2 separate regions of the Mus musculus genome follow, and region 2 is linked to region 1. A link is a loop called in an ENCODE intact Hi-C map of the cell type or tissue named here. Cell type or tissue: heart. All regions are shown on one strand. Each heading gives the region's core, and the rest is flanking DNA. Links, peaks and the distances in the headings are about the cores only.

Region 1 (12,182 bases), core at 1-8,000:
TAAACAATGAACCACAAAAGTATTAGACTACACGGGGAAGAGGAAGTATTAGAATATCCAAACAGCACGAAAACCCCACAGTCGCCTCTATCGTCCCAGTTTACTACCACCCCCAACTTCCTACTTCCACCGAGGACTAATCGATTCCCGCTCGGGTGGAGATTCACGAAGGCAGCAGGCGCTGGCCAGTCGGGGACTGAGTGCTTTCACTGCGTGGTGGAAGGAGGCTAGCCAAGGGCTGGGCAGAGAATGGGAAGCTGGGTGTTATGGGGGAGGGGGGATTTAGGGCGCCAGGGCTAATCCCGGCCAGGGCCCGCGGGTGGAAGGGGCAGCAGGCGAACCTCCCGGAAGGCGAGGCAAGCCGGTGCGCGGGGCTTGCGGGTCGCAAGCAGGGGAGGACGCCGGCGGCCGCATCGGGGGCGGGTGGCGGGCCGCACAAGGGAGGAGGCTCCGGTCGAGCTACTGTTTGGGGTGCGAGAGCTGGCCTTCGCCGCCGCCCGAGACCCCTCCGAGCTCACACCTCAAACCTGCTCTTGGTCACTCCGTTCACGTCCCTCCTCATGGGGCCGGCGGGTGCGGCCCGGGCAGGGCGCTGCGGCGTGCGGAGTGCAAAGATAGGGGCCAGGGCAGGCCCCGGAGTTCCGGGAGCGGGAGGCGGCGGCGGCAGCAAGGCGAGGCTCGCCCGGCCGACGCGGAGGAGCGACCGCTCGAGTCCCGCGGGGGCCTCCACCACCGCCCGCGGCGTCCGCGGCCGCGACGACTGCCAGTCGCTAGCTCGGTCCTCTCCAAAGCCTCAACTTCAACCCAAAACAAAAACACTCCCCACCTGCCAGCAACGCCGCTCCTCATTGGGCAGAGCCGCCCGGGCCTCGGAACGTCGGGGGAGGGGAGGAGCGCTCGGCGGCGGCGGCGCGAGCCCACCCCTCCCCCACCCGGCGCAGCCCCGGACGGTGAGCCCGCGAGCGCCTGGAACGTGGGGTGACCGGGCGCCAGCCCACCAGGACAAGGAGAAGCAGGGAAGTGCCCAAGTGCGCGCCTGCTTCGGTGCGCGCGCGGGCGTGGGGGGGGGGGGCACGGTGTGTGTGCTGTGGGGCGGGTGCGAGTGCGCGCGTGCCCGCGGACCGGCGAGAAGAGCAGAACAGGGACAGGAACATCACCGGATCCCCTCCAGCACTGCGAGGGCTCACTGGCACGTAGCGACCCACGCGGAACCTGAGCTTTCAGCCTAGGGTCCCCAGCTCTGATCTGATCACTTCCCCGGCGGCCTGAGCTGGCACCCACGTCTTTCTGACCACCCAGCTCCCGTCCTCTATCACTCACTGTCGCCTTGAACCCAAAGTGCAGCAGGCGGTCCCTGCTCGGAGCCATTTTCCTCCTCTTTCTAGACGTCTCTAGGTTGGGGCAGTGCCGCCGCCGCTGCCGCCGTAGGTGCTGCCGCCGCCTCCCCCACCCCGGTGAATTGCATTACGGGGTGCTGCAGGGAGGCCTGGGGGGCCCCTGCGGGGCGGATGGCTCTCAGTGCCAGGCTCCAGAAGGCAGGAGCTGGTTGCGCTAAGAGGAGGACGTAGCGCCAGCTCTGCACAGGAGCTGGCAGCGAGGCTACACCTCGGGATCAGGGGGTGCAATGCCCCAGCCCAGTACCCATTCCTTGGGCCGGGGGAGGGGCTGGCGTCAATCGGGTGGGGGCGGGCAAGGCACAAGGGCCATTGGCGTCCCCGCCCCTCCGGCCGCTGGCGCCCAATGGGCTGCAGCGGCTGCTCACCCTCCAATCGGAGAGCTGGTTCGTGAGAGCCACGGCGTGACGCCATTTCGGCGGGAGAAACAAGCATGTAGGAGCGAGTAGGCGGGGGCGGTTGCCCATAGGAAACTCTTCCATTGGATTTCGCTCCTAGTATAAAAGGTAGTCTGTCATCTTTTTGTTAACTCCAGCCTTCAAGACTTCCAAAATCTATGACCTATTTTCCACGAATTATGAAACAACCGAGAGTGAAATTGCTCCGTCAGAGACATTACAAAATGTACCAAACCTGAAATATTAAAAACTACCATAAATCCCAGCCGTCCTAATTAGACCTTAATACTGCTTCCAATTTTATGCTCAAAGCAATTACGAGTTTGTCGTCAGACCTTTTCTACTTAGTTTTAGAACTTGAAAAAGATGAACTTTTAAGAGCAAAAGTGTTACAGTATACCCACATACATGAAATAAGCAAATGTGTACAAAAAGAGAGAAAGGCTGGTCCTCTTTAAAAACTAAAAGAGCAAAATGTTGTGAACCTTTTTTAAAAAAAACTTATGATTTATAGTCCCTAAAATAAAATGTTCCTTTTTTTTTTTTTTTTTTTTTTGAGATTGTTTATGAAGCCTGTTCTGGTCGTCTGGAAGTCAGAGATCCACCTGTCTCTGCCTCCAGTTCTGGCATTAAAGGCATTTGTCACGCCTGACAGAACTTTTTTTTTTCCCTGAAGAGGCATTCCTAAGCAAACTACCTTTAAAAAACTTAGTTCTTTGGCCCACAAAAACCTAGTTCACATGAGACATTCTGAGTCCCACATGTTTTTTTTTTAAATACTTACTTTATGCATATGAGTACACAATTGAGTACACAGCAGAAGAGGACATCTGATCCCATTACAGATGGTTGGGAGCCACCATGTGATTGCTGGGAATTGAACTCAAGACCTCTGGAAGAGCAGTCAGTGCGCTAAACCTCTGAGCCATCTCTCCAGCTCTTCCTCCCCCCCATGCTTTTAAAAGTATTTACTTCAGGCAGTGGGGAAAAACAAAAAACAAAGTTTAGTGGCATCCAAAAGCTGTTTCTCCCAGCAAGAATTACTGATAAAGGTTTAACTGCAAGTCAAGAAAAGGTGAGAAAGAGAAAAGTTGACAGACAAGTATGGGAAAGAAAAAAAAATCTGGCCTCATTGGTCTACCAACTGTGCTGTGGGCTCATTTAGAACAGTACTCAGTGAAGCTGTTGGGTTTCTAATTAATTTGGATTTTTGAGAGGTTAACAAATGGAAATATTCAACGAATATGATTTTATATTGACTGTAATCCCACAAGGTAATCCCAACCTGTAATGCCGCTTAAGGACTGCTTGAGGTCAGAATCCTTCTGGGCTTGCTAGAGACAGACAACAAAAGCCCCAGCACTTGAGAGGAATGCAGGAAGATAAAAGAGTTTAAGGTTCGCCTCAGCAATACAAGTTAAAGGTCTGGCTGGGCTACATGAAACCTAGTCACAAAAAACATAAGCCAGGCTGGTCTCCACAGTGAGTTCCAGACCAGCAGGGGGACATAGTGAGAATCTATCTTAAAAAAACAAAACAACAAACAATAAAAAACACAGAGGCACATTTCTTTTTATCAAAGAAATTTATTTGCATGTAAAGAAAGTTTTATTTTTGTGTTGTTTTAAGAGGGAAAATCCACAGATTTTATCCACTTTCAAAAATGAAAAAATTATTTACAGAACAGACATACACACAGAAAAGCAAATTAGAAATGCCTTTAAGAAAACACCCTTTCCATTGCTCCTGATGTACATTTTTAAACTCAAAATTTAAATCTCAGCTCTATAGTTGAACATTTTCCCAACCTAGTTTCTAAGATAATACTTCCTGTCTCTCCAAAACGTGACTCCGAGACAAATGACAGGAGGACGTGGCTAAGGATGAAGATAAAGTAGAGCACAAGATTGCCCAGGGATTGATTATGTTTTGTATACTGACATCTGCTGGGACCAGTGAGGACACTATGGGACCCACTGGCTCTTCTGAAAATTCATGATATATTGCTGTTACAGATTTTTCAGGCCTTGGCCTGACAAAAGGAAAATCCAATTCAAGAGTTATCACCCTCAAGCTGGCTTTGGCAATTACATCAGGTCCCCTTGCTCACCTCGAAAACACTTGTTTTAAGATACACTGAAATATTCTTGTACATCAGAGCAGATTTTTGTCCAAAGACCCTTAACATGAAGCCCAAAGACAGAAGAATAGGTCAAAAAAAAGAAAAAAAAAACCATAAACTCCAGCAGCAGCAGCAGCAGCAAATAGGTACACGTTGACTTCATGTCCTTGCCGTCTTTCAAACAGGAGGGTGAGCACACCTGGATGGGAGGGAGGTGTCCCAGGCTTGGTTTATCCTGCCGCTTCTCCTCCACCCTGTGGAGAAATGCAGTGCTCCCTGGTTCCCAGGCAGGGTGAAGCAGTTTAGCCCCGGCTCCCTGTTAAGCAAGTTCAGATGCTGGGTCATTGTGTGGGGTGTGCCCATCAGCAATTCAGGGGCTTATCCTTCATCCAGATCCTAACTCGGGATTCTTTGATCTGGGATGAAGACAGAAAGAGAGAAAAGCTTCCCAGTTTACTGATTTTGGTATTTCTTGACTCTGCTCGGGGGGCCTGAGCCCCTTATACTATGCAGTACATTTTCCCCATGAGATTGTCCCCACCCACAACAAAATGAAACCCCATATAACAACAATTTTCCTGCAGAAACTAAGAAGATAGGATTCACAACCAGGTGGCAAATTTCTGAGAAATCCAACCTGGTTTTATCTGAGATACCGCACGGCTACTATGTCAGCACCACAAGAGAAAGCACTCCAATACACCCTGCCCATGTCACCCAAGACACCGGGCTCTGATAGGGGAACAGATAACTTTTCTTGCTCCACTTTCCAATATTTTGTTTCCTATTTATTGCCTTGGGACACAGAAATGGCGGAGTTGTTGAAAACCAATGACCAGAAAAGGGAGAACACCAAAAAAACAAAAAACAAAAAAAACAAACAAAAAAAACAAAAAAAAAAAAAAAAAAAAGAGAACTAGGAAAGAAAGCCGCAGTAGATTTTCCAAGTCTATGCTAACTCCAACAACCTGCAGTGTTGGATGTAGAAATCGTCCGTATCTGATGAAGTCACTCCACTTATAACACACACAAACATGAATCACCTGGCTTTTGCTTGTTTTGTAATCCAGAAGAGTTGTGCTGGGGATCACGCCCCACCCCCACCCCGCTGATACAGATCCCAAACGGAATCATCAGGAATGGCACAGTGCAGGTGGTGAAATCAAAGTAAGGCCGCGGACTTTTGAGAGGACCCTCCAAATACTGAGAACTTCTGTTGCACTCAAAACGGTCTCCTGCATTTCTCTATTTATGAGGTCTTCCTTTGATGTCCCTCAGAATCCAGACTCAGACCTGTTTCTCCAAAAAGGTCCGACTGTGTGCTACACGGTAGCAAGGGTTATCTTCATGCTCACTTAGCATTCCAGGCCCTAATCACTTCAAGTGAGCTTGAAATTGTTTTAAGTGAACTATGGCTGCTTTTTTTTTTTTTAACTGTTTATCTCGGGGAGCATACAGTGGAGTGATTTAAGTCTGAACTCCTTCTTCTTGTGATGAAGAGAAACAAAGAGTCCAGCTCTTAGGAATGGCATCAGCTCTCCTGCAAACAAAATGCTGGGATGTAGACTTTTGGCACATTGTGGAAGTAGGAGAACTATTAATTCTATACTGATTTTTATACGATAGGGTATAGACTCTGAAAACAAATGTATACCCCCCAAAGCCACCCTTCCTTTTTAATGAAAGAAGATAAATCTTTTATCTGCATAGGGAGGTAACTCACTCCTAATATTCCTATGGTGTCTGAACCCTGTGAAAAACCTCCAAAGATAATAGTTTTGGTTTTTCTATTCAACTCCAAAGACAGGCTGTGATTAGCTCTGTGGGACTGGTGCTGCAGCGTCAGCACAGGCTGCGAGCTCCCCACCAGGCGAGCCTTGCTACCTGCCTCCTACTGTTCTGAACCATAACCTTCATAGATTTAGGAACAAACATTGCATAAAAACAAACATCAAGGATTAAAATATTACAAATAAATAACTAAAATAATTTTCCCTCCCCCATCACTCCTAAGAAACAGACACCAAACATTGCTTTCAGTGTCCAGAACTGTCAAAGTCCTTCCCGTGCCCATGCTTCCAATGGGCATCTCCCACAGGTGAGCAACCTTCATGCGAATGCATCAAGGAATGTATTGCTTTTTCATTTTCTGCCCAGCCCTTCAAATACATGCACTAAAATGAGTTTAAAGCATGTCCTGAAAATGGAAAAAGGGAGAAAAATATATGAATATTTCCCACAACAATTTCCCACCCCTCCCTCTCTACACCCTCTCCCACCACCCCTCTCCCCTTAAGCAAGTAATTTATTCATTGCTTTCTGGCAAAGAAATATGACTTGTTTCTGAACAACCAACCACATGGTTTCGGCAGCAGGGTCTAGATGTATGTTTATAAATGTACCCAGCTTGGTGTAGAGGCCATGCCCTTTAGGGCTCTTAAGCACTGACAGGGCCTGTCTGACTCACCCCTCGGGTTGGTTTACATATATCATTAGTTTCTCCTCTGGACGTGTCTGTTTAGAAAGTTAGGCTAATTGCCAATCAGGGCCACATCCATGAGATCATCATCTTCCTCCCCAATCATGAAGTCAGGGCTGAGCCTAGAAGGCCTGTCTGCAGATAAGATAGGGTTATTTGTCACAGACGCCGTCGGATCTGAAGAAATGGGGGATTTCGACCAGTTCTCTGGCTTCATGCTGTGAGACTTCTTCTTGTCTCTGTCTTTGTCTCTGACTTTCTTCTTTTCCTTTTTGTGCTTCTTATGCTTCTCAGTGCTGTACTCTGGAAGTGGTCGGATACCATCCTCTGAGCTGGGACTGTTCTGGTAGGATCTCTCTGCTATGGAGGAGCCTGACTCACTTTCACTGTCCACATTCTGTGGTGTATATGCTGGCGACTTACTGTGGCTGGGAGAACCCCGTTCGTGCTTTGGAGTGGAACCACTGATAAGTGGAGAGCCATAGTTCTTTGATGAGGCTATCTGTGGCCTGAGCCCATCTCCACCACTTTCTCCAGGTTTCTGTAGCGTCACTTTGGCTTTGATGCTCGGGGAGCCTCCGTCGTGCTTGCTGATAATGATTTTTGCCACCCCCGTGCTCCCCACATTTTTTGACTCTGAAGTCTTCTTAGAGGAATCCACTGACCCCCCAGAAGCAGAGACCTTGGATTTGTCTTTATCACTTTTCTCACGTTTGCTCTGGAACTCCCCTCCTGACGTGTTATGTTTGGAGGACATGGGATGGTTAGAAGAATTTGTGCTTGCGCCCATCTGACTGTCTATTGGATCCTCACCCCCAGGCCCACTGGTAACCACCCCATGCTTCAATTTATCTATGACAGCTGTCAAGGAAGGCTTCTTATTCCTACTGGGAGATTTCCCTTTGGAACTGCCATGTTGATTCTGAGAGGATGACATGGAAGAACCACTTGAGGAAAACGAAGAGGAAGATGGTGTACAAGAATTAGATGCTGGAGGGGTTTTTTGAGACACTGAGCCTGAGGATGCTGACCCTGAAGATGACTTCATACCAGAGCTTGAACTAGTTCCTGACACATGAGAACCACTGGAACCTGAACTGATAGGGGACTTGGCTTTAGAGGATGGGGGGGTTCCAGGAACAGGCTTCATTGGAGAGGCAAGCTTATCTGAGCCTCCGGGAGGCCTTGAATGGGAAGGGGATATGTTTGGCTTACTTATAGAAGGGTTCATAAGGGAGGATGGCTTGCCTTGAGGTTTCATCTTGGTACTGCTGGACCCACTGCTCAGTCCATGTTTGGTAATGGGAGAGGAGCCTGGCTTCCCCCCAGTCTGAGATGAATTTTTGGACTGGCTGGATCCAGAAGACCCTTGGCTAGCATACATACTGCCACTGAGCTTGGAACTTGATGAGCCTTCAGATTTACTGCTTTTCACCTTGCCTGAGGTGGAAGCAGAAGCTAAGGAAGAGGAGGAGGAAGAATGACTATGGTGGCTTTTGCTGCCAGAGGAAGACACAGAACCACTGCTAGTGTACTGACTGTGAGAGGAGGGCTTGCCCACCATCACTGTCCCTTTAGGAATCTGAATGGTAATCTTGGGAATGGGCGGGGTGGCAACACCTGGGGGCGTCTGAGATCGTCCTGAACTGCCTGGGGATTTGGACCCACCCGTGCTGGTAGGTGGGGTGAAAGGTCTATTAGAAGAACTGTGAGATGGGGACTTCCCCTCAGTGTCTGCCTTCTTCCGCTTTGGAGGCTTATCCTTGCTCTTCCCATCATTGGAGGGAGTGCGGCTGCGCTTGCCTGGCTTGCTGTCTGACCCTGGACCTGATCCACTGCTAGCACCTGTGCCGTTGCCTTCCTTCACCCTCTTTTGAGTTTTTTCTTTCCCTAATTCTCCAGTGGTCAGTAAAGGACTCTGACTCCCACTGTGGTGCTCCATCAGATCTGCAGCACCCAAAGCCTTACCGGCTACTGATATAATACTGAAGTCCACCGTGTCAGCCTGGCTGCTGCCCTTAAATTTTGGCTCCCCATTGTCACCTCCAAGCATTGGCATCCCCAATGTATTTAATGCCTGAGATGCAAATCCTTTGAAATCATCATTATCCCCACTCTGACTACTTTCATCAAAATACTCCTCTCCAAAACCACTTTGGCTTTGGCTGTTCAACAAATCAGGATTGAAATCTACTCCATCAGGGAAAAAATGATTGGTAGGAGAATCACTATTGGGGCTTCCAGCAGCATCTGCAATAAGGTCAGCTGGATCAGTGTATGGATTTTCATTATTATTAGTTTGAAAGACATCAGAATCAAAGAGGGCACTCTGAGAATGCCCAGAACTTGAGGAATCTCGAACAGGGGTGCCAATTGGTGGGCAGTCATCACTCGTGCTGGGAAGCTTTGAAGCTTCTTCGGCAATATCTGAAAGAATATCAGTTACATCTGGGCCAATGCTGTCTGAACTGGACAGTCGGACCATCCTCTGAATACTGGGCTGGGGGTGAGACACTGGCTGTGGGTACGTTGCTGGGGGAGTGCTACACTGGCTTGGAGCTGGGGTGATATGAGGTGTATCCAGCGCGTCAGCGGTCATGCTGACGTCAAACATAGGGTTCTGTGAGTCGACATCCATGGAAAAGAGCTCCCTCTGGAAATCGTCTTCAGTCTGGTGCTTGGGTTTGTCAGGTGGGACTCTTGACGACTTCTTCTTCTTGGCCTTGTTGCTCCCCGAGCACATTTCCATCCGGGGTGATCCGGAAGAGGAGTTCTGCCTTTCTAAAGGGCTGCTTCCATAAAGGGTTGAGAAATCCTGGGCAGGGTTATCTTTAAGAAGGTTCATGAGCATCGGGTGGTTCTTGGTGTTGCCGGCCATCGAAGAGACAGGTGGCGGCGTGTGATGAGGAGGGGTCGGACTCGAGCCAATGGTAGACCCCCCGTTCCCTGTGATTTGCAACAAACTGGTAAGAATTGGGTTCTGAGACACCTTGCTGAAGTCCTCCCCATGGCCCACCGACTCATGCCGATCTTTGATGCTCATGCTCATATTAAACAAGGTGGTAATGGGACCCCCCGGAAAGGTGTTGGTTGGTGTAGTGGTACCACTCATTGGGTTGTTGCCTGTGGTCATGCCATACCCTGGGCTGCTAGCCGGGGGCAGGTTCTTTTTCACCATGTCTTCAACTGTCTCTGCAATGAGAGACAGTGCTGGGGTGTCAGCCTGTATGGTTTCAGCCTTCCTCCGAATAGCCCTCATCGTCACAGGAATGGACATACATCTGTAAGATAGGAGAAAACCATGTAAGTTAACACTGCATTGGTGATGAATAAAATCATCATTTGGAACAAAAGGCTCTACTTTTGCCTGTGATTTACATAAGCCTCAGAAAACAGCAGTTAGCAATGTTTACATAAAGCAAGTACTCTGTAATACAAGAGAAATTTGACAAATGCCAAATTGTTGGATATATTGATTCTAAAAAGAATTGCAATCCAATAGAAAACTAACTTCTTATGAAACACACAAAAACCAAAACAGAGTCCAAAAACAATTTACACTGAGCTAAAAGAAAGTTGTCAGGCGTGGGTGGCACGGGAACTTCAAGTTCAAGGCAAGTCTGAACTACAACAGCCAGACCCTGTCTCAAAAATGAAAACTATGGAAGAAACCTGGGGAGGAAAGGTCATGATAAGTAAACTCAGGAGGAAATATAGCAAAAGCCACTCTGGAAAGTTCTGTTGCTGGTCTGCAGTACTAGTTATCTTAGCACAGACTAGTTTTAGCTTCTGGGTAAGTTTACATTCTCAACAGACTTTTTAAGACATTTTGCTTTACTATGTGTGTTAACAAATTTTACCCTGAGGCAAATACTGATATTTTGGGCATTATAACTATTAAGTGTTTTATCTTCAAGATGTTGACAGTTTTACTTGACAGGTGCTGGGGATATGTAAAATGAACAGCAGCGTTCCAATCAAAGTTAATCACAATCTATTAAAATCTATTTTGAGGATGAAGATGGGGCTCAATTATTACAGTGCCTGCCTACCAGGCACACAGCCCTGGGTTTTCTCCCTGGCACCAAATAAACCAGGTAGAGTGGCTTATGCCTCTGATGAAAGCACTTGGGTATCTAAGGCAGAAGGATTGGGAATTCAAGGTCAGCCTTAATTACATTATCACGGCCAGCTTGGAAAACACAAGGCCATGCCTCAAAACTTAAATAAAGGTCCAGTCCTGCAGATCCAAAGCTGCAGGATCTCCATGATACAGGGCAACAACAGACTATCTGAGGGGAGCCTCAGTGAGGATCCAGTATTGATAGTGAAGCAGAAGACAGAGGCCTCAAACCAGATCAATGACTCACTGCATTGAACATTTTTAAGGAAAGCGATTCGGGCATACCTCAGGACACACTGTGACACAGTACAGCTTCCCCTCAGCCCCCCCAAAAAAACCAAAACCAAAACAAACAAACAAACAAACAAACAAACAAGCTTTTTGTTTCCTTTGAGGTCGCAAGGGCAGAGGGTGGATGTGGCGGGATGGGAGGATGAGTGGGACTGTGGTGCAGAATCTGAAATTCACAACGAGCAATAAGAGTTTTTTAAAAAACCGTAAGTAGGGGGCTGGACAGATGGCTCAGTGGTTAAGAGCACTGACTGCTCTTCTAAAGGTCCTGAGTTCAAATCCCAGCAACAACATGGTGGCTCACAACCATCCTTAACAAAATCTAGGGCCGGGTGTGGTGACGCACGCCTTTAATCCCAGCACTCGGGAGGCAGAGGCAGGCGAATTTCTGAGTTTGAGGCCAGCCTGGTCTACACAGTGAGCTCCAGGACAGCCAAGGCTATACAGAGAAACCCTGTTTCGAAAAACCAAAACAAACAAACAAACAAACAAACAAAAACCAAAATCTAACTCCCTCTTCTGGAGTGTCTGAAGACAGCTACAGTGTACTCACATATAATAAATAAATCAATCTTTAAAAAAAAAACAAACCGTAAGTAAATGAAATCTCTTTTTTAAAATAGGCTACTTCCTCCCTACTTTAGAAAGAAAAATTTCAAAAGTACATATTAATGTTTCCAGGAAGTTTGCTGGTTTAAATGTTAACTCCCCACACACAGCTATATAACATGGTATATGTGAAAGAAGAGGGTATGTTAAAAAAAAAAAAAAAAAACCTAATAATTTAGGCGAGTCATGAAGATACCCACCCTTTAATCAGCACAAGGCAAAGGAATTCAAGGCCCACCTGGTCTAAACAGTAAATTCTATGGAGGCAACAGTGAGTGTGTCTTTAAAAACAAAGTTTATTTCTCAGCTCTCTATCACCTTAAATGTATAGCAAGGCTGGAAATGGCCAGCTTTATCCCTACTGTGTACATAGTGACTTTTAAATAACAAACAAAAAATGTCACATTATTTTAAATCTCAAAGCATAAAAGGAGTAAATTTAAATATTTAAATTTAAATGGCAATGTTTTTCTAATACTTTTAACTTATGTTAAACATAAACATATAGACCCTGGGTATGGGATATATCATGAGGATGCACACACACATTTAAACCCAGCACTCGGGAGGCAGCAGCAGGCAGATCTGAGTTCAAGGGCAGCCTGGTATATAGAGAGTTCCAGGACAGCCTTTCTTGAAAAATAAATGAATAAATAAATACATAATTGCATCCACACACTGTACAAATCTCAGTGAAATTCTTAGGAGAAAAGGGCCACTACTACCTTTGAACAACTTTGGCAATGAAGTCGTCTGTACAGATTAG
Region 2 (12,182 bases), core at 4,183-12,182, 67 kb before region 1:
AAACCTTCAATCCCAAACACTCAGGAGGCAGAGGCAGGAGAATCTCTATGAATTCCAGGTCAGCCTGGTCTACACTGTGAGTTTCCAGGATAGCTAGAGCTACATAGCAAAACTGCCTCAAAAAAATAAACCTATAAAATGGAACTTTCAAAGATTTAAAAGAGCATGTTTTGCCTGTGCCATGCATGCCCGCTACCAAGGGAGGCCAGCTGTCAGATCCCATGGGATCAGTTATTGAGTCTTGTGACACCATGTGAGTGCTGGGAACCAAGCCTGTGTCTTCTGCAAGAAGCCAGTTCACAATTTCTGAGCATCTCTCTCTCCAGCCCAAAGTGTTAATTCTACAAAGACACAATGTATTGTTCAAGTTTTACTGGTTTTAGACTTTCTAAGTAAAAATACCCTTTAAATTCTTTTTTTTTTCTTTCTTTCTTTGAGACAGGGTTTCTCTGTATAGCCCTGGATGTCCTGGAACTCACTTTGTAGACCAGGCTGGCCTCGAACTCAGAAATCCACCTGTTTCTGCCTCCTAAGTGCTGGGATTAAAGGCGTGCACCACAACCGCCGGGCACTCTTTAAATTCTTTTTTTTTTTTTTTTTTGGTTTGTCCAGACAGGGTTTCTCTGTGTAGCCTGGCTGTCCTGGAACTCACTCTGTAGACCAGGCTGGCCTTGAACTCAGAAATCCGCCTGCCTCTGCCTCCCAAGTGCTGGGATTAAAGGCGTGTGCCACCAATGCCCAGCACTCTTTAAATTCTTAATAGGGGTGAGGCTGGAGAGATAACTCAGCAGTTAAGAGCACTGACTGCTCTTCCAGAGGTCCTGAGTTCAATTCCCAGCACCCACATTGTGGCTCACAACCATCTGTAATAGGATCTGATGCCCTCTTCTGGTGTGTCTAAAGACAGCTATAGTGTCTTAAGAAAAACCTTAAAAAAAAAACAAAAAAGAACACTTAATAGGGAAAGGGATGTGACTTGGGGCAAAATCATTCTGGCTGGATTCCCACCCCCTCCACTCAGTTGGTTTGGGCAAAAAGCAGCTACTACAGCCTCCAAAAAACTCAATGTAATAAGAATTCTGGAACTTTAGTTTCTTTACACACACACACACACACACACACACACACACACACACACACACACACACACACGGGGGTGGGGGCTGAAGAGATGGCTCAGCAGTTGGGGGCACTGGCTGCTCTTTCAGAGGAAGAGTACCCACAATTCCCAGTACCCACAGGGCAGTTGACAACTGTCTGTAACTCCAAGATCTAACACTCTTACATAGAAATACATTCAAGTAAAACAACAATACACGGAAGATAAATAAATAACTCCCCCCCAGGTTTTTATTTGATGAAATAAATATGATGAGACTATGCTCTTGGTTTAATCCCAGGTGTGGGGAGGTGGCACAGCTTCACGGCAGCTGGCTATGATTTGCTCCTGGCAGAGGTGTAGTTTTGCCAGGTGTAGATCATTTCTGCAATGGTGTGATATTTGACATCCTGGGAATTTTTCAGAGGATTTGTAAGTGCTAGAACCCCGATAAGGTGGGGTTGGTGGCTGTTGGGAGGGAGTAGGTTGAACTGTTAGTAGTGCTCAAAGAAAAAAGAAGAAATTAGATTCAGATCTCTCCTCCCACCCATCTATCCTTTTCCTCCTATGTAGTGATGGGGGTGAAATGGTGGGGGAGGGGGAGAACCTACAAACGAGCAAAGACTAGTTATAAGCAAAGAGGAAACAAATATTAGATTCAGAGATCTCTCTTTTTCCTCTCTATCCTTCTCTCTAGTGATAGAAGTTGAAACTGGGGGTATAAAGGATGGGAAAAAGAACCCACAAAGTAGCAAAGACGGCTACAACTCAACATTCAGATCTCTTGGGTCAACTTAAAGCTAGCTCTAGAGATCTGGGGACTCACATAGCTGTTCCCCAGTGCTGAGACAAAAGACAGGCCTAGGCATCAGACCCAGGCTCTGCACATGTAACCAATGACATACCATCAACACCTGCCTTTAATGAAACCGAAGTTGTTAAATTGAAAGACCAGGAAAAATTCAGACCCCCGAGAACCAAGAATGTAGGTTAGCCCGTTCAGTGACCCTGTTCCAGGAACCGGCCGACCACAAAAGTTAGATTAAAATCCTGAGAACAATCCTGAGAAGCAGGGAGTTTCCCCTTGTGATTTTTAGTACCCCCTTGTCACTTTTCACTGGTATTTTCAGCATTTTCCAATAATGCCCTACCTACCCACTTGGGTTGTGGTTTTTTCCTTTAAATACCCCCTTTCCCAGCTACTCGGGGTCGAACTTCTCTACCCCTGCGTTCGATACGAGTCGACCCAGCGCACTGGTTCCTGACAATAAACCTTGTACAATTGCAGCAAGGTCGGTCTCTCGTGAGTTCTTAGGGGGTCACGTCATCCCGAGACTTGAGTGAGGGTCTGCTCTCTTCAGGGGTCTTTCAAAATGTTTTCAAGCCTTGAGCAATCTTTCCCCATATTAAGGCCATACATATATCCTCCTATGAGTTTTTTCTTTGCAGTTCTGTAGACTGAACACAGCCTTGGAGATGCTCTACCACTGAGCTACACACTAGTGGGTTGGGTGCACCCATGCTGGCATGTATGGAGGTCAGAGGATAAACCTGTATGAGTTGGTTGTCTCCTACCATGGGACTCAGGTTGGCAGGACTGGCAGCAGGCACCTTCATCCCCTCAGAAATCTCACCAATCATCTGCCAAAACATTGTTTTAGCGCTCAAAATAATGGGTTTCCTTATGACAGTTTCTTTGCTCAGACTCCCTTGTTGAATCTTACATCTAATGGGCTCTGGCTAGAGAAAATGGGTTGGAAGACGAGCAAGCCCAGGCTGGATTGACAGAAGAGAAGCTTGCCTACTTAAAAACCGGGGCACTGTCTCCTTCAGAAAGTTAACATTGACGGAGTTATCGGATAAGCCAGGCAGACACCTCTGCTGCCTCCCAGGGGCTGTATGGCCCACAGATGACTAATTCAGACCTCATCTGCAATTTAATGCAGCATAAAGAATAGATGTCACACACCTGTAATTCCGGCAGTCAGCAGACTGAGTCATAAAGATTTCATTTCTGAGACTCGCCTGGGATACATAACAAGAAATTGCCTTTGAAAGTCTCTGTGTGGGGGTGGGTGGGGTGGGGTGGGGATGTCAACTGGGATTTAGGATTTCATAGGCCTCAAGGGTTTTTTTCTTGAGACTGTAGGGTAACATTTTTTCAAAATGGGGTTGTCTACTGAATCAGGTACAATTCATTTGCCTTTTTCCGTGTTCCCCATTTTTGGTCTGAAACAGGGTGTCATGTTGCCCAGGTTCACCTCAAATTTGTCACATAGCCAAAGATGACCTTGAACCTGTTCTGCTTTTTAAAGACTAAATTTGCCTATCCTGTGTGAGCACATATCATCAGCAGAGGCCGTGAGGAGCCAAGAGATCTGCTGGAACTAAAGCCACAGGTGGTTTGAGCCACTTGATGTGGGTGCTGGGAACTGAACCCAGATCCTCTGTAAGAGCAGCAAGCGCTCTTAGCTGTGGAGTGACCCCTCTAGCGGCCCCCGAAATCTTGACTTTTTAAAAAAGATTTATTATACGTAAGTATACTGTATGTTTCTTCAGTCATACCAGAAGAGGACATCGGATCTCATTACGGATGGTTGTGAGCCACCATGATTTCTGGGACTTGAACTCAGGACCGTCGTCAGCAGCGCTCTTAACCGCTAAGCCATCTCACCAGCGCCCACCCCCCCTCCCGACTTTTTTGAGACAGGGTTTTTCTGTGTAGCCTCAGGATCCCAAGCACCTCACCTTCTAAGTGTTAGGATTAGAGGAATGCATCACTGTGCCTGAAGCCATGAGCAAGTTTGACTCTTAATGCATCTCTACCAAAGTGACAAGAACCTGCTATAAATAACTTGTGTGTGTCCCTTAGACCTTTACTACAGGCTGGATATTGGGATCTTCGTCAGAATGAAGCCAAGAAAAGCAAGGAACACAGTGGTGTTTGCTGTGAGCCGTTACTATTCCCATACCTGGATTAGATACTGCGAGTGGAGCCAGCTATCTGAAGCCACAAGGGTCGTGTATGCTACTGGTCTGAGCCTGGACGTTCTGCCTCCTGCATTTGTATGCATCTCTCTGCACTTGCTCCACCTGAATTCACCCTTCTTTGCCAAGGGAAAGGGAAGCTAGGGACTCAGGTTGAGGGATTCTGCAGGGAGCAGTGCTGGGACAGAACTCAGCCAGACACAAGCAGATTGGACACAGGCAGACCTACCGCTAATACTACGAGGTGAGGCTGTGTCCAGGAGCTTGGGGCGGGTAGGTGGAGCAGGAGAGATGGCTCGGGGGTCATGAGCACTCGCTGTTTTTGCAGAACCTTAGTTTCTAGCAACCAAATGTGGTTCACAACCCATCCATAACAAGGTGTGTGCACGGCGGCCACAGAGGTCAGAAGAGGACATCAGATCCCCTGGGAATGGAGTTACAGGCAGTTGTCAGCCACCATGTGGGTGCTGGGAATGGATCCCTGGTCCTTTGCAAGGGTCCAAGTGCTCTTAACTCATCGATGAGGTCTCTCTCCAGCCCCTGGGTGAGCCTTGTTAAGGCAGCTCGGATTTATGCTAGGCCCTTTGTTTCTTGACGTCTCCCGGAGATGAGATATCAAGTAATAGTTATTAGCAGAGTATTGACTAAGGTTATTAAGTGAACTGATGATATTTAAGTGAAGAGAGTAAACAATATTTAAAAAGCATCGATGTCACCCCAAAAGTCCCTTCAGTCCCAAGAGCCTTTGCAGTTCTAAGACCCATATTTAGGAATCATAGCTCATCAGGCTGTTTCCACAGGGAAATGAAAAGTCTTCACAGCTGATTTCCTTTAATTACATCATAAAACAAAATTAGAACATACAGGAACAATAATAGTTACATAACAATTTACTTTATATATTTATATATATAAAAACATATCTTTAGTCCAAAGATTTTTAAAGCAAAAAGAATCGTCTACTGCCTCCTTGGATTTTATTTATTGAAAACAATCCTCACCCCCACATCCTCAGATGCTGGAAGTACGAGGTGTACATACAGTCACTTAGCTAGTGAAAGGTGGCGTGAAGTCCCCACTGGGGAACAGTTCAGGGCCTGGGGAGTGGCCAAGTGTTGGCACAGGCCTGGTGAGAAAACAAGCAAGCAGCAGCCCCCATACAGCGAAGTCCAGGTCAGGCCCAGCAGCTAGGCACAGGGATCACACCGTGACTGCCCTGCTACCCCTCAGGGAGTCAGCGGAGTGGGGGTGCAGGACTGGAGACTGAGTTCTGCAGACAGCACCAGGTACCCATCCATCTGTCCCTGAGCGGCCTGACCGGAAGGGGGTGGTCCTCACAGTGCTCTGAGCTCTGCACAGGCCACATGGGATACTCAGGTCTGTGCCCTCAGGGTCACTGGAAGGTGGGCAAGGCTAAGCTGAACACCAGGAAACAGTAACCGCAAAGAGTTCCTGGGAGGAAGAACAGAGGTGGCCAGAGTGGATAAAACCAACGGAAAAGTGACCTCGAGCCTCTCCCAGATTCCCCTCGGGGTTGTCCTGGTTCTTGGGGTCAGTTCTGGGGTTACAGCAGGGAGGAAGAGCTGGCTGGCCTAAAGATTTTGGGACGTGCCAACAGGATCTAGGTGTCAGTGTGTCAGGTAGGAGTGTGGCAGGGATGGGTCACAGGAATCGGGCTCAGCACTTGTTAGAGATTAACAGTCGTCAGAAATATGTAAGAAAAGATCCTTACAAGGAGCAAGCCTTCCTATGGACACCCAGATGGCGACAGACAGCAAGGCCCTTCTCACTGCTGCAGAGCCAGGGCACTCCTGTCTAACTAATGAGCCACGCCACGCAGTCATTTAGAGGTCCCTGGTCTCCAGGGCTATAAACAGTGAGTGGTTGAATGTTTTGTGGAGCTGAGAGGAAAATGTTAGGGTACAGGAAGAAACATATGTAAGCAGCAAACCAGGGCAGATTGGAGATAACACGACAAACGGAGCAAAAGGATGTAACTTCAAAGATCTCCTGGGACCTGGCAGAGGACACCTGTCTATCACCACCCCTTCCAAGGGGGAGGACTGTTGTCCACTGTCCACACTCCTGTCTTGGTACTAATGCTGTCCCCAGAAGTAAGGAAGCCCTTCTTGCCACCAAAGGGCATGGAGTTGATACCATGAAAAAAACGAAGTAAATGTGTCCCATGGAAAGGAAGTCTTATGAGCACAGGACAGATGCGCTTCCTGAGGCAAAGCATCTCCTCACGAGCCTTGCCTGCCCATGCCATACAGTGGAAAGCGACACTAGGTTTCTGCCTGCTCATGGTTCTTGTTCTACGAGCCACTCTGGCTGAGAAGTACTGACATCTTTGTAAACTTGACTCCACAAAGCCTTAGATCAAACACTCCTGTGGCAGAGACCAAAGACCTGCAGGAGGATGTTCTCCTCGAACCTTCCACGCATGGTTTGTGTAACAAAAGCTTTTCCCTCTCAAATAACTTTCTTAAACTCCCATTCAAGGGAGAGGATGCTAAATAACTGAGAGTTTTCCAGAGATGCAGAAACGATGTGCAGAGAAATCAGAGCGCACAACACTGTGAACCAGGCTCCAATGGGAAACCCCAGAAGCTCTGTCTCCTGTCTCCTGTGGTTTCCAGCAGGTAAAAAGAATAAGGCAGGGTTACAGCAGCCAGTGCTTAAATAGCATATATATATATTTAATTTTTTTTCTTGCTGGAGAATGAAGATGTAGAGTCAGGTCTTTTGGATATTGTATTTACAGCCAGATTTTATTCTCAAATCAGCAGGGCTAATCATGCCCTATTGATAGATAACACTGCTTTCTGCATCTTCTGATGCAGACTTAAGACAAAAATAAATGTGAGCAGGTTTGTGACTCCTACTTCCCCTCATCCCTCTAACTTAAGACTTGTTTGTCTTCAAGTCTTCAAGAAGGCTGGGCTTATCCTCTGGTCTGTCAGCAGAAACCACAGCACAGAAACCCACCTGTACAACTCAGAGAAGGTTCAGGGCTCATTCCTTGTCTACCCTCTCACTTATGACTCCATGAGCTGCCTGACTTTAGAGCCATCAGCCTTGGATTTTACATAATCCTTTCTATTAACGCACATGGATCCCATGGTACATCCGTGGAAGTCACAACAATTCCCAGCCGGCATTACCGCTCCTTCACCATCACAAACAGGTTGTCAGACTTGGCCTGCAAACAGTGCTTACCTGCCGAGCCATCTCAACAGTCCAAGGTCAGTCATGATCTATGAGGCCTTCCAAGTCTCAATGCCCACGGACAGGCAGGGAGTCTCTCTCTTCTTTTCAGTGACAACTCTCCTACGCCCTAACAATGCCAAGTCAAGGCATGTTTTCAAACACATTTTAGAAGACAACTGAAAATATCAAATAGACTTCAAATAGTCTACACAGCTACAAATAGTCCAGACTGGACGTCAGTGGCCCACAGCTACAACAAACATTCCAAACGGTACAGAACACCCCAAACAAAGCATGGTAAGTCACTCAACAACATTCCCTGGGAAACGCTTAAAACACCATCTCGGACTTACATGCCTGCTACCTACCTAGTAGACACAGAAATCTCACTGGAAATCTACAAAAACAAACTGAGGGATACTTTCACCTCCAGAAAGGCTGTCAGGGTGAGGGCAGGGCCAGTCACCGCATTTCTAAAACATTAAGCAGAGCAGAGCGGTTTAATACTTCAAACACTGGGGGAGAGGTCATGTTAGGTCCCTTTACTCCTCAGAGCCAGTTAGATCTCAAATTCAACTCCAAGTCCAACCCCCAACCCCACGGACCATCACCTGAGAACTATCCCAAGCCACTGCCACTCCCCTGTGCTGTGCTCAGTTCTGCCCACGACAGCTTGCTGTGAGCAGGGAAAGGAATCCAAGGATGCTAGACTGGATGCCACAATGCTTTAGACACAGGGCAGGGCGGGTGCTGGAAGAACTGGAGAGATCAGTGGCTACATTTGCAGGTCTAATAAAGCGGCAGCAGCAAATGGGGGCAGGATATTCCAGATGACGCAGGGGAGCGGAGCCTACAATGGACGTTGTCTATTCAAGATCTTTCTCCATATTAGCAATCCCTCCTGGCCACCTGGAGGCTTAGGGCACCATCTTTGAGGGTACCTTATTCTTCCTTTTGCTTGGCTTGCTTAAGCAGTGTCACAGTGTAGCTGAGGCTGATCTCACTCAGGCCTCATTTTTTTTCTTTCCCCATTGTAAAAGGCATGTTTGGGAGTGGGTGTAAAATGAGACAAATGGACCACCAGGCTTCCCCCCGCCCCCCACCTCCTTGCTATGTACTCCAATCTGGTCAGGTACAGGCAGCAGCCCTCCAGCCTCTGCATCTCCTGTGTCGAGATATAGGCACAAACCACTATACCTCACTCTCCCTCTTTTATATCCATACTGTGAAGTGCAGGCACGTACATGCCACACCTTGTATGGAGGTCACAGGACAATTCTCCCTCCACACCTTGGTACGGCGGGGTCTGTTTTGCTTGTCAGTGTTATGTGCTCCAGGTTGGAGATGGAGGGCCCTCAGGCTTCTGGCGGATTTTCCTGCCTCCGCCCACCACCCATCTGCCAACAGGAGTGCTGGTATCAGACTCACAGCCCCCAATCAGCTTTCTCAAAAAGGAACTTTTCACGCTAATCCTTACTAGAACTGATGATTACAGCTCAGCGTCTGCTTAATGCTTGAGAAGGCCCCGGGCTCCACACATGGTCCGTCCTAAAACAACCCCAAACCTATCAACCCAACCAAAACCCTATCCAATTCTTACAAGTATTCCGCATGTGGGAGCTGGCACTTGGATTCAGAGGTCAGTGCTTCTCTATGCTCCTCTATGCATGATGGGCCTGCGTTACTTAAGAAAGGAATATGACGCCCGCTTGACCATGTGCGGCCAGAGCTGTGCATCAGCAGACCCCTCATCCCTCCTTTTGACTCGTGTTCTTGGCCTAGAAAGGTGGTGATTTGCCTTACCAGCAGGGGTCACCAAGACAAAGCCAACAAACCTGCGTGTAGCAACACTCTGAGCAGGCAGACAGCGTTTTCAAGACTTCTGACACACTAGTAGTTAGGAAACTCATTCAAACTTGAATGCATACCAAAGAGTTCCTGAATGACTCAGACTGGGGCAATCAGAGTCTGCTACCTGTTCAGTGTTCAGGTCTTACTGTCAACTTATTAGGCACTTAGGGGAAAAAAAAAAACCCCAAACGATATAGTTTAGAGCTGATAGTCCCTCACCTTCTTTTGATTTTGTTTGAAAGACCTAGGGTATCTACATTTGCAAGTGTGTATGTGAGCTAGTGTGCCTAACTTTATAATCCTAGCAGTAAGGAGGCCAAGACAAGATTCCAGGCCAGCCAGAGCTACAGAGTATAAGCCTTTGTCTGGGGCGATGGGGTGTGTGTGGGGGGGAGGGGGGGTAGGAGGTACCCAGTCTGGGGAAGCAGTACTAGCCACGAGTCCCAGCCGCTGAAGTGGAGGGTAACTGGAGTCCAGGTGACTGAGACCAGTCAGGTGAGCAATGTAACAAGACGGTCTCAGAGGAAAAAGGAGATTTCTCTCAAGGTAATTTGAACATAAAGGGGAAAAGGAATAAAAACACAAGTAATTTAGCTTTCAAAAGAGCATAATAAAATAAGATTTTCAATAAGTTTAATACAATAAATAAATGTGGGAGTATAGCGTTCGAGGGCCTTCCATCTGATTGTTTTCTACAGTAATGAGAAATCCATCAGACTTTCTTCCTATATATTCTGACAGAACCTGCACCTATGGCATGAAACAGCCCTCCCTTTTAACATGCCAGGGTCACAGGCTTGCACACTCAGGTCCCAAAAGCCCCTCTCCCAATACTCTAATGAACACACACAAAGCTTCTACCATCGGGGTTTAGAAATATGCCTTAAAACTCATCTCATTTCTCCCATTCTCTGTGTGTTTCTCTGAAGAGGCTTTTTCTTGACTGAGCCATAGGTACTAACCTTGTTCCCTCTGCTCTGGTGTCAGGTGCTCAGGCTTGGTAGACTCTGAGCCCCCCACTCCCTCTCCAGCCTTGGTAGACTCTGAGCCCCCCACTCCCTCTCCAGCCTTGGTAGACTCTGAGCCCCCCACTCCCTCTCCAGCCTTGGTAGACTGAGCCCCCCACTCCCTCTCCAGCCTTGGTAGACTCTGAGCCCCCCACTCCCTCTCCAGCCTTGGTAGACTCTGAGCCCCCCACTCCCTCTCCAGCCTTGGTAGACTCTGAGCCCCCCACTCCCTCTCCAGCCTTGGTAGACTCTGAGCCCCCACTCCCTCTCTGGGCTCTCTGGCTGCCCCAGTGCTCCTAGCTGGCTGCTTTCATGTCCCCTTTCTGAGGAAGTCTGCAGAGACAGCGGAGATGCTTAGGTCTTCTATTAACGTTAACACAGCAGCCAGCTATTACAGGACTCTTCTTGTATCCCTCCTGGGATTAGTTGTGGGAGGAGACCAAGAAACCAAAAGCAGCCCCCCCCCCCCCCCCAGCACTGCTGCAAAGCAAGTAACTCAAGTAACTCAGACAGGCAGAGGCCACACCCACCGCCTGCTGGCACAGGACACACCCACCGCCTGCTGGCACAGGATACTGGTCATTTGTGCTGGAGCTTGGGTAGCCGGGAATCCAGGCTCAGCTTGGGATTCATCACCCACCCTACACACTGCTGCACTTCTCTTGTAAGCTCAGTGAGTTTAGAAGGAAGGAAATGTGGGGGTGGGGTGGGGCAGCACGTGGGGGACAGCGCACAGCGTGCAAACCAGCATACAGCATAGGATACAACAGAAACCCTAAGGAAAGTTTTTTTCCATCCAAACAGTCCGACTATTTCTTATCATAACTTTCCTGCTTTTGTTAGAATTTCTTTCCAGACTGGCAAAGATTCAGGCAGGGTCCCCTGATGGTAAAAGTTAGATTAAAAAAATATTTATTGATGTTTCTTTTAAAAATGTTTGGTGACCCCAACTAATTCATCCAAAATGCAAACTGTAAACACAACAAATAGCAACATAGTAACAATCGAGTGGGCAGCATCCTGAGGACAGACTGAAGGAGAGGGGGAGGGAGAGAGAGACAGAGAGAGAGACAGAGAGAGCGCGAGCGAGCGCGGGTGGCAGTGAGCGAGAGAACCGGGTGCAGTGACATACAGTGACAAACTGAGCAGATAAGAAAAGGAATTCTATTTGGACCCCAGTGATTTCAATGCAGCCGCTAAAAAAACCTCTGGGTCAAATACTCAAACACCAGATGAAAGGATGAGTTTCTCTGTGAACATGCTCAGCATGTCAGCACGGGAACAAGGAAGCCCACGAGTCTCCCAATGGATGGCTACCATTTCTAGGATGTGGAGAAGTTTTCTTTCTGGTCCCTGGATAAATCATATATTGTTTTCCATGCTACCTCTCACCTTGGAGGATCATAGTTACTGTTCCAAACCCCCCACAGAAACCCCTTAATAAAATGAAGAAACCACAGAAGCAGTAACACTGGGCTCTGCTGGAATGTCCCCTCCCTCTACCGTGGCCTGCGATTGTTTCTGGGCATGTCCAACAGGAATGCTTAGGTTTTACCAACCCACTTGTTACAGCCGGCATGAACTTCAGAGCCATGGTCCCAGAACCACAGCAGATGGGGTGAGGACGCCTGTGCCTGTGTATGTGCGGCTCTGGGGATCTGGACGCTGCCCTCACTTTGTAACCCTTGCCCAGAATGCTGGGGTCGCTTCCACCGGAGAGACTCCACGGTATGTCTAGAAGTGTCATTAAATACTCAGTTCAACATGGTGGGCCACCCCGCTGTCATAGGATGATGCAGCACCTGCAGAAGCGCTGTCTGCTGCCCCCGACTGATGGGGGCGGAGTGACAGGGGCGAAGTAGGCGTGGACTTTAATGTTGGGTAAATGGGTCTGAAACAAGACAGAAAACATTATGAGAGAGTGCTTACAGAGGGCGAGATCACAACGCTGCCTCTTAGAGAAACCAAGGGGCTGACTGCTGAGAGCAGGGATGCTAAGCTCCCCTAGGATGCACAAAGGCCGGGCT

What was found. Hi-C counts contacts between places; a loop is a spot of excess contacts. Peaks named below come from ENCODE experiments on the same cell type or tissue, not always from the same donor. Only the 100,000 strongest peaks of a DNase experiment are listed, where the experiment ranks them.
Region 2: it touches region 1 in a loop (2.4-fold over the local background); 6 of 42 quality-filtered maps call a loop at or near these places.

Annotation. Positions count from the first base shown.
Region 1 is chr11:98,148,796-98,160,977 of GRCm38, forward strand. It overlaps Fbxl20 (F-box and leucine-rich repeat protein 20), which reads right to left and starts at 821. Exons shown (of 15, transcript NM_028149.1): 1 at 521-821. The coding sequence starts at 562. Med1 (mediator complex subunit 1) reads right to left here. Exons shown (of 17, transcript NM_001080118.1): 16 at 12,142-12,182; 17 at 4,866-9,674. The coding sequence ends at 6,446. In heart, for the core only: a CTCF peak has its summit at 3,298 (motif pointing right); DNase peaks (open chromatin) are centred at 336, 846 and 1,746; H3K4me3 peaks cover 2,092 bases; H3K27ac peaks cover 1,836 bases.
Region 2 is chr11:98,077,653-98,089,834 of GRCm38, forward strand. It overlaps Fbxl20 (F-box and leucine-rich repeat protein 20), which reads right to left. Exons shown (of 15, transcript NM_028149.1): 15 at 4,902-12,046. The coding sequence ends at 11,939. Among named protein-coding and RNA genes, the nearest start is that of Stac2, 30 kb to the left of the region's middle. In heart, for the core only: a CTCF peak has its summit at 9,104 (motif pointing right); DNase peaks (open chromatin) are centred at 5,327 and 10,749; H3K27ac peaks cover 502 bases.